Linked DNA regions of Homo sapiens: region 2 is linked to region 1. Evidence: read pairs that join two places in POLR2A ChIA-PET (ENCODE). Cell type or tissue: Panc1. All regions are shown on one strand. Links, peaks and the distances in the headings refer to the core of each region. The heading gives the core; the rest is flanking DNA.

Region 1 (5,385 bases), core at 248-5,247:
TGATAAAGCAGCGGCAGGGTTTGAGAGGATTGACTCCAATTTTGAAACAAGTTCTACTGTGGTGGGTAAAATGCTATCAAACAGTATCCTGTGTTGCAGAAAAATACTTCATGAAAGACAGAGTCAATCAATGAGGCAAATTTCATTGTTGTCTTATTTTAAGAAATTGCCACAGTCATTCCAACCTTCAGCAACCACCTCCCTAATCAATCAGTAGTTATCAACATTGAGGCAAGACCCTCCACCAGCAAAAAGATTACAACTTGCTGAAGGCTCAGATAATCATTAGCATTACCAACCCAAATGTCCATCAATGATAGACTGGATAAAGAAAATGTGCCACATATATGCCATGGAATACTATGCAGCCATAAAGAAGAATGAGATCATGTCCTTTGCAGGGACATGGATGAAGCTGGAAACCATCATTCTCAGCAAACTAACACAGGAACAGAAAACCAAACACTGCATGTTCTCACTCATAAGTGGGAGTTTAACAATAAGAACACATGGACATGGGGCGGGGAACATCACACACTGGGGCCTGTAGAGGGGTGGAGGGCAAGGGGAGGGAGAGCATTAGGACAAATACCTAATGCATGAGGGGCTTAAAACCTAGATGATGGGTTGGTAGGTGCAGCAAACCACCACGGCACATGTGTACCTATGTAACAAATCTGCACGTTCTGCACATGTGTCCCAGAGCTTAAAGTAAAAAAAGAAAAGAAACCAGTAGTTGCCCCTACTGTCTGTTCTTCCTTTTTCCTTACTAGAAAAATCTACACGTTTTTATTGGGCACAAGGCCTACTCAGAAGAAAATATATATTTCTACACCAGCATTGTAGCTAAGTGCAATCGCAGTGGTGAAGTCCTATGCAATATGTAAATGTTGTGAGAAGATATTTAAATGGAGTGGACATGCCCATTTCCTCTTCTCTCTTTCTCCTGGCTATAAAGTAGATGTGATGGCTGGAGCTAGAGTGACCATCTGGAACCACCTGGTGAACTTGAGCTTGAGACTCTAACACTGCAGAGTGTCATACCAACTGTGATGACCTACTCAGACTTCTAAGTAAGACAGCAATAAACTTCATTCTGATTTAACCCACTGTTACTTTGAGCTTTTTCTATTACAGTCAAGTCTAATCCTAACCGATATATGCTCCCTTCAACTTTTCCTCAGGCACTGGGAGAAAAGACAGAGCACAAAAGATGCAACCTCAAACTGAATTTCTAAGAGGAAGACGAGTCTCAGGGCAATGGGAAAAAATAATAAAGAAAAGTAATAAATAAAAATTCATCCACACTGTATCTGCAAAAATAGAAAACATGGATAGAGCCCCACATGTTAAAGAGTAGTATGGAGAGGAGTATATGAAAATGCAAAAATATAGCAAAAAAAAAAAAAAAAGGAACAAAAGATTAAAACTATTATCTGGAAAGAAACACACCTTTAAAATGTGAAGAAAAATTCCTAAAACCAAAGTTTTGTAGTCTAGGAAAAAAATTTAAAGTACAGATGGTCCCTGATTTATGATGGTTTCACTTGCAATGTTTTGACCTTACAGTAACGCAAAAGTGACACGCATTCCGTAGATGATGTTTGGTAGGTTAGGTGTATTAATGCACTTTTTACTTACATACAATATTTTCAACTTATGATGGGTTTATCAGGACATAACCCCACTGTAAGTTGAGGAGCATCTGTGTATGAATTCAATGAAACAAGAAATCAAAGGGACGTAAGGCAACAGAAAACTGAGATTGCCACGTGTGATGGTTAAATTTATGTGTTAAGTTGATCGGGCCAGGGTGTGCTGAGGCATTTGGTCAAACATTCTAGGAGTGTCTGTGAGGATGTTTCTGGAAGAGACTGAAATGTGAATCAATAGACCAAGTAAAGCAGATTGTTCTCTCTAATGTGGGTCGGCCTCATGCAATCAGTTGAGGATCTGAATAGAACAAAAACGCTGAGTAAAAGGAAGCTCCTCCTACCTGACTGCTTTGAGCTGGGACGTCAGTCTTTTCCAGCCTTTGGACTCAAACTGAGACATTGGCTGTTTTTGGGTGTCAAGCTTGCACACTTTTGGATAGGAACTTACGCTATTGCCTCTCTTGACTCTCAGGCTTTTGGGCTGAGTTAAATCTAGACTACAGCCTAAAATTAGTTTTTACATTTGTAAATCATTTAAAAATAGTTTTGACATATGAAATACCAATGTGTCTGTCCATGTAATTTTAACTGGAACACAGCCACACCCATTCATCTCTTACTATCTATGGCTGCATTTGCTATATAGGACAAATATGTAGTTGCAATAAGACTGTATGTCTGGCAAAGAGGAATATTTATTATTTTTCCCTTACAGATCTGATGTAGATAGAGCAAAATGTGGAGGAAAATTTAATAACCCTTCCTCTACATTAAATTGTCTGCGTCTTCCTTAAAAGTAAATAAGCTAAAAAATTTTGAACAAAAATTCCATAGCCTAGAAGATCTAAAAGTAAACAACCAGACTTCCAAGTTTCAAAAAGAAAAGTACACACTTAAAGCAAACAGAAATCATTAAGCAAAACAAAGGTTGTGTTAAAACTATAAATATATTCTGATGAAAAATTAACATCAAGTATATGACATATAAATAAAATAAATGTAGTAAATACATAGGAGAAAAAAATCAGATTGGGTTAAAAAAAGATTAAATGTCATATATAAGAGAGTTAGAAACAAAGTTATTCAGAAAGAAAAAAGGGAGGGCCTGGCGCGGTGGGTCACGCCTGTAATCCCAGCATTTTGAGAGGCCAAGGTGGGTGGATCACCTGAGGTCAGGAGTTCCAGAGCAGCCTGGCCAAAATGGCGAAACCCATCTCTACTAAAAATACAAAAATTAGCTGGGCATGGTGGCACGCACCTGTTGTCTCAGCTATTTGGGAGGCTGAGGCAGAAGAATTGCTTGAATCCGGGAGGCAGAGGTTGCAGTGAGCTGAGATCGCACCACTGCACTCCAGCCTGGGTGACAGAGCGAGACTCCATCTCGAAAAAGAAAAAAAAAAAAAAGAAACATAAAAGGGAAAGAGAGATTAATAAATCTCAAGACAATGAAAGCAAAAAGAGAGCTGGTATCAACATCAGTCAAGGATGAATTCAAAACAAAGACAAAGTTGAAAAATGATAAAGAAAAATTTTATGATGATAAAGAAGTGAGGCTTTACCTATCATAAATCTTTATGGACTAAATTACATATTCTTCAAATACATTAAGAAAAAATTGCAAATGCACAAAGAATTTTAAAAAGACAATAAGAGTAAAAGACATTCACTCCTTGGGAAATTCATTTCCAGTTCTTTGAAAAATACTAAAGAATAGGCCGGGCGCGGTGGCTCTCGCCTGTAATCCCAGCACTTTGGGAGGCCGAAGCGGGCGGATCACGAGGTCAGGAGATCGAGACCATCCTGGCTAACACGGTGAAACCCCGTCTCTACTAAAGATACAAAAAATTAGCCGGGCGTGGTGGCGGGCGCCTGTAGTCCCAGCTACTCGGGAGGCTGAGGCAGGAGAATGGCGTGAACCCGGGAGGCGGAGCTTGCAGTGAGCCGAGATTGCGCCACCGCACTCCAGCCTGGGCGACAGAGCGAGGCTCCATCTTGGAAAAAAAAAAGAAAAAGAAAAATATTAAAGAATAGCTAGAGGCCAGGCGCGGTGGCTCAGGCCTTTATCCCAGCACTTTAGGAGGCCAAGGCAGGCAGATCACCTGAGGTTGGGAGTTTAGAGACCAGCCTGGCCAACATGGTGAAACCCCGTCTCTACTAAAAAATAATACAAAAATTAGCTGGGTGTGGTGGTGCACACCTGTAATCCCAGCTATTCAGGAGGCTGAGACAGGAGAATCACTTGAACCCTGGAGGTGGTTGCAGTGAGCCGAGATTGTGCCACGGCATTCCAGCCTATGCGAAGAGCAAGACTCCGTCAAAAACAAAAAAAAAGAAGAGATAGAAAATAAGGAATATGATTACGCAAAAAAAAAATACTAAAAGAGAAGAGAATTGAGGGAGACTAATCCTAACAGAAGTGAGCACTGATTCCAAAACTTCAACAATTAACTGACCAATGGAGTAGATTAAAAAGTCCAGAAATAAAACAAACAAACAAAAAAAAGAAGTATTTTTAGGTGACAAAAATCTGTGGAACAAAAGTAATTATTCAATAAACATTGTTGGTTCAATTCACTAACCATTTAAAGAAAAGCATATTTTAACTCTTGCCTTATTCCAAAATAAATTTGAGGCAGAAATATGAAGCAATTGAAATGTTAGGAAATGCTAGAAAAATTGTGAACAAAGTGAGAAAATTTTAAGTACATATTGTTGAAGTAGATCTTCTTTCTAAGCAGAATACAACCCCACAAGCCAAAAAAAAAAAAAGCATACATTTAATTTGATGAAAATATAAGTTTTCTGTTTAGCTTTAAAAAAAAAATCACTCAGTATAGTTTTAGAAAACAAGCAACAGGCCGGGTGTGGTGGCCCACACCTGTAATCTCAGCACTTTGGGAGGCTGAGATGGGTGGATCCCTTGAGCCCAGGAGTTCCAGACCAGCCTGGGCAACATGGTGAAACCCTGCCTCTACAAAAAATACAAAAAATTAGCCAGGTGTGGTGGTGGGCCTGTAGTCCTAACTACTCAGGTGGCGGAGGTGGGAGAATCGCTTGAGCCCGGGAGGTTGCAGTGAGTCGTGATGGGGCCATTGCACTCCAGCCTGGGCAGCAGAGCGAGACCCTGTCTCCAAACAAACGAACAAACAAAAAAAAAACAGGGAAGTAGTTGCCACGCACATCATTGAAAAGGGCTAATTTCATTGACAGATTTAAAATTTCTTATTCAAAAAATATTTGATAAAATTGAGTTTGTGGAGTGTGTGAGTAAACACATTACAAACTCCTGAAAACCTTTTGTTTTATTTTTTAAAATTCTTTATTGAGATAACATTGACATGTAAAAAACTGCACATATTTAAATGATTTGATCAGTTTTGACGTGTAAATAAATCTGTGAAACTATGACGGCTTGAAAATAATGAAGATATCTGTCACCTCAAAATGTCCTTGTGTCCCTGCAATCTCTCCCTCCCTCACTCCTCTTTTCCACCCCCAGTCCCTAGGCAACCACTGAACTGTTTTTTTGCTCTTACGGATTAATTTGCATTTTTGTCATTGTATACAAATGGAATTATACAGTAATACTCTTTTTGTGTGTGGCTTAACTCAGCATAAATATTTTGAGATTCATCCATGTTGTTGTATATATCAATAGTTCATTCTTTTTTCTTTTTTAATTTTTTTTTTTTTTGAGACGGAATCTCCCTCTGTCGCCCAGGCTGGAGTG
Region 2 (5,385 bases), core at 98-5,097, 560 kb before region 1:
AAAAAAAAAAATTACTGAGCTATAAAAGTATAACATACCCACTCCCATTTTACACTCCCACCTTAAGAAGAAATGCAAAGAAAAATTCTTCCTTTGAGGAGTTCATCTTTTTTGCTCCCTTTGAACTCCTCCTGACAAGTCTGGCTCCCTTGGGAATGCCTCCATCAATCCCTGAGAAGACCCCAAGCTGGCAATCCCTGGACAAGGGCAGTGCCAGAGCCTGTTCTTGGAGTTCAGAAGAAGCCACCAGCACATGGACAGTTTTCATACACGACACACAATTATGTGGTCAGTACTTCCCACTGAAGCTGGTGTTGCCTAATTTCCTGTAAGGTTGCTACATGTTAATAAGTTATCAAGAACTATAACAATTTCAGAGCTCAAAGAATCATTTAATCCACTTAGCATATGAAAAAGTAGACACAAAGAAAGGTAAATACTTAGTGGGTTAAACCGTTAGCATGTGGCAGAGGTGGGACTAGAACCCAGTCTCTTAACTTAGAGAAATGGCCATTAATGAAAGTTGCAACCGAAAGCTCTAGAAACTCTTTAAGAACATAAAGCTTCACCCACCACTGAAAGTAAAGTATTTCGATAAGGATATCTGTCTTACAAAAAGTAAGGAGTAAAGAGATAAAAGCCCTAGAGTACCACACATTTTGTCTGCGAAGGTTCTATGACCAGTGGCAAAAACAAAACAAACTGAAAGGAAACAAAAACAAAAACAAAAACACCTGTACTTAAGTAAGTAATGATGAGATTAGATGAGAAGTATCAGAGTAAAGGATGCTGTGTATGGATCTAGCATAAGCCTTTGTTAGTAATGAAATGTTTTCGTTATATCTGCCTATATGCCTACATTCTTCCTTCCTTAGGTTCATTTTTCTTTCTTTTTTATACCTTTTTGGAGTTGCGATCTCAGGTAGTGGTGAAAAGTGGAAAGATAAGGAAAGTGATATTAATTGAAAATCTACTATATACCAGATGCTATAGCAAATGTGTTCCCATTTCTTATTTCATTTAATCTTTGTGATAATCCCAAGATTACTGAATGTAATAATATTCTATTTTTATAAGAGAAGAAACTGACACTTAGAAATATCAAGTCATTTAAAGCCCCACAATCTGGAGGTTGTACAACTGAGATTTAGGCTCAAGTATGTTTGATGCCAAAACCAAGCTCTTTCTAATATGCCCTAGCACAGACCTGAAATCAAGGGCATCAAAAATGGTGAGCAAGAAGAAAATAAAAATCTTTAAAATAAGCATATTATTATTAAAGTTTTTCAGTAAAATGAGAATGAAATCTTAAAGGCTTAAGTATGGGATTTAGTAGTAGCATTATTGGATCTCCTACTATAAAGATTTGGAAATTCTATTTTCAAACTATTTGCCTTCTTTAAGTCATTTTTGTAATGAAACGTTTGAGGCTTACAGAAAGGTATAAAGAAAAAAAATAAAACACCCATGTATACATCACCCGTCATACAGAACTAAAACATTCATTACAATGGATCACAGACACACTCATATTAATCCCTTTACTTCCCTTCTTCCCCAGAGTAATAGCTCATCTGTCTTTGACACCAAAGCACCTTTGTTTTCAATTCTGAAATTATTGAAAGGTTGAAAACAGTTTAACATATTCTGTCCTACATTGGGAAATAATTAACCAAGCTAGTTCAACCTTTTAAACTAAACTCCAAGTTAATCCTTATTAATAGATATTGAATGTATTAAGCTTCTATTTATGCAAGACTTTCAAACTAGGGGAAAAAATCTATATTTCAATGTTGGGAGGTAGTATGTTAGTAAGAGAATTAAATGTAAAACAGTGTAGACCTCCCAACCCCTGTGCTGAGGCTGAAGAGATGCTGTAAAGAAAGGGAAGAAAGAGCCATATATTCATATGGGGTCAGAGGAGAATAGAAAATACCTCCTGAGAACTGGGCTTCTGGCTCCCTTCTTGCTTCTAGGAAATGAAAAGAGGATCTGCCACCCCGTGCAAGCTCTGCTGAGGAAGATAGGGTTAGCCCGTGCCAGCTAGCTCCAAGGGAATAATTTCATCTATAGGCTCATTCTTAGAAGTAAATTTGGGAAAACAGAGAGGGAAAGAGGGTTTCTTTGGAGTTCTTTTTTTTTTTTTTTCAGCTCTATTGCCTTAATTGCCAACTAATATTGAAGCTGGATTTACAAATGGATTTAACTTCAATATTAGAGACTTAGTAGGCAAAGCACTATTCTTCTAGTTCCCGGAGCGTTCTAGTCCTTATTTGCTGCTAACTAGTAACATGACCTGGAAACATGCTTTCAGCTCTCTGGACCTCCTTCCTCTGCTAGAAAATGAGGCGCTTGGTCCAAAAGATGTATGATCTCAGTATGCATTTTCAAACTCGTAAATTACATGTGTCAGAGTACTAATTAGAACTATTTTCAAGAATTGGAAGTCCCAGGACTCTCATTTCAGAGATGCCTACTGTATGTTTTTCAGATGTTGTCTAATTTGCTCTTTAAAATTCTAGAGATATTTCACAGTTGAAGAAGCTAAGATTTCGTAAATTAGGTTAAGTAACCTGCCCAAGGACACACAGCTAGTATGTGGCAACACGTTGGGTCAAAACTGATTTGTCTGCTTTCAAAGTCTGTATTCATTTACTATGCCCAATCTCTACCTCCTCCAAATACAAAGCAGAGGAAGGAAGCAGTGTATATCAAATATCTATTATGTGCCAGAAACTGTGTATGTCTCATTAAGTACTCAAAACAACTTTGTAGAGTATTATTTACTTTAGTTTTATAGACAACAAAACAGGCACAAATGCTTAAATCATTTGCCCAGGAACACATAAACAGTAAGTGGGGGAGCTAGCACTTGATCCCAAATCTACCCAACTCCGTAATATGCTTCAGTAATGGAAATGAGTGCGTATTTTTTATTTTATTACTTGATTTATTTTGTGGTAAATGTATGTGTGCATTTGACCTCATATGCATGTGAGAAGTTAAGAGGGCATGGATATGAAATTAGACTAACAATGAAACAACTGATTATGTCCCTAATTTGATTCAAGACTAACAAAGATGAAATTAGTAATCACCAATAATAAAGTCTAAATACTAGCAAAGCTCTGCTTCTCTCTTTGCGGAATTATCACTTAGAATTCGCTTAATTTAGGCCATTGCCATGATTCTATAGAAAATGAGAAGTCTATAAGTATTTAGCCTCTGCCTGACATTGACTTAGGAATCAAATACTGTAGCTTGAAATCGTTGCAAGTCCCAGTTAATACGGTCAATTGTATTATGAGTGATAAGTGCTCACTCACAAGCTGTCTGCAGTTAATAAAAAAAGGGACTCCTTTTTTTTCCAATATTGTTATTTTTAAATGTCAAGAATCAGATGTCTGCTGTTTAGAACTATTGTACCGCTGCCAGTGACTGTCTGTATTAGGGTTGGGAGCAGGAACATGGATTTGAAGACATTAAAACTGTTTAATTCTCAGTTGAGATGTGGTTGGCTCTTATACATTTGGAATAAAGCATTTATGGCACATCTCAGGGTAAGTGCTTAATAGTTAAATAAATAAAATAGGAAGAGGTTCAGAGATAGAATAAAAGGTGGTTTTTGTTGTTGTTTTGTTTTTGCTTTTAAAAAGCAGAATTCTTGGTTCTGTTTATGCCTCTTTATGTAAATGTTGTATGTTGAGTGACTGACATATAAAGCCATTCAGAAGAGCAAGATTTTAGATTTCCAACTGTTAACCTAAAAGAAAAATCCCTTCAAACAGTGTATTTTGCATTCATTCAGCCGTAGAAACAGGAAAAGGGAAACAAAACGCTCTCTCCGCGGTAGAAGTGGAGAGAGAGAGACAGAGGGAGCGAGAGAGAGAGCAAGACAGACCGAGAAGGAAAGCACTCCCAGAGATGAAATTTTAGGAAAGCAAAATGATCGACCTTTTTAAGGCTGAGTGGGTTTCTTCAGTTTGTGTGCAAGTTTCAAGAAATGGAAGGACTGACCAGGTTTGGGTATAACTCTTTTATTACTTTGTATTTGGTAATAGTGTGGTGTTGATTTGGATGGTTTTTGTGGTAGGGAAAGGAAGGGGTAGTATTTGTGATTTTATTTCTCCTCTAAATAATGGCTAGAAAGACTGGAAGAGCTGACAAATTAATGTGTGCACAGATAGTAAAAAAGCAGATGGAGACATCAGATATCTACAAATCTGTGTCTCCACAAGGGCTTTATAAAATCTTTAATTGACACATGATCTCCTTAGATCTGCTAGGTGCTCTTAGAGGATATTATATGGCTGGTGATTGAAATATGATCGGTTGTTTTCCAGGACCAGGATTCTGAATAGTTACTGTTGCTTTGCAAAATTAACATTTATGATGATTGCTCTTTTTGGGGGTGGGGGTCTGCTTAAATAAGGTACCACACAAGATCACTGAGGAAGCATTCATAAGCATGAATCCAGGATCTTTTAAATACAGGTAAAATTATTTTTTTCAATAATTGGTTCAAGATTATTTCCATCTTTGCCCAGTGGGAGTTTTCTTTCCCTGGCTGAGTTTTCCTCCCTCTTGTGTTAGAACAATTTTAAGTCTCCCAATTCAGTTAAAACTACTTTACATGCAATTTATGAAAGTGCTGAACAGTTCTGCTAATGACTTTGGCTACTGGGATGTTTCTTTGCTGCCTTTTTCTGAAATCCCATCCACCACATTCATTGATGATTTTCTTTATTTTTAATTTAAATTGCCCTAATAATCCAGCAAGTGAATGTCAAGGTTCCTGAATGGATTTCCTATTGGGTTTGCACAATCTTCTCCCTGTTTTTCACTGATCTTGGTAGAGATGCCCCTCTTCATTCATAAAAAGATGAGATTGCTCCTGCCTGGTGCTAACTTTGGATGTGGAATCAGTGATCAGCAGCAGAATTCTGTTAATTCTCTCTCTCTGATTCTCTTTTATTCTCACTATTGTCAGGTCCAATTAATAAAGGGAAAAAAAAATTGACAAAACATTGTGAGAAAGCAGCAGTCCAGAAAGACTCAGTGGTAGTAAAGGGAAGATCAAAAATATATAGGAAAGCCTTCTTGGAAGTTATTAAAGAAACTTTATTATTCTTGGCCTTCAGTTTCACTGTTTTCTAAAGACATTTTCGGCAACACCAAAGTGCTTGGTTAGCCACAGTCAGAGGTTTCTGCCTGTAACACACACTTTCTGATCTCACAGAATTCCAATCTACTAATTAAAGGCATAGCATTAGTTAGCAAAGAGTGAAAGAGAAAAACTAGCCTTGGATCTCTCAGTGGCCAGTAGATTTCGTTTCCCCTTTTTCCATTCTCCTCAGAAGACAGTTTGCTTGATTGCAAATTAAA

The links. ChIA-PET counts read pairs that join two places held together with the same protein. Peaks named below come from ENCODE experiments on the same cell type or tissue, not always from the same donor. Only the 100,000 strongest peaks of a DNase experiment are listed, where the experiment ranks them.
Region 2: POLR2A ChIA-PET joins it to region 1 with 5 read pairs; 1 of 35 experiments calls an interaction of 5 or more read pairs at or near these places.

What each region holds. Positions count from the first base shown.
Region 1 is chr18:3,310,511-3,315,895 of GRCh38, reverse strand. No RefSeq gene overlaps it. Among named protein-coding and RNA genes, the nearest start is that of LINC01895, 37 kb to the left of the region's middle. In Panc1, for the core only: no CTCF peak of the experiment used is centred there; no DNase peak of the experiment used is centred there; H3K27ac peaks cover 2,914 bases.
Region 2 is chr18:3,872,789-3,878,173 of GRCh38, reverse strand. All of the region lies in intron 4 of DLGAP1 (DLG associated protein 1), which reads left to right. LOC124904238 (a long non-coding RNA gene) reads right to left here and starts at 349. Exons shown (of 4, transcript XR_007066270.1): 1 at 62-349. In Panc1, for the core only: no CTCF peak of the experiment used is centred there; no DNase peak of the experiment used is centred there; H3K27ac peaks cover 292 bases.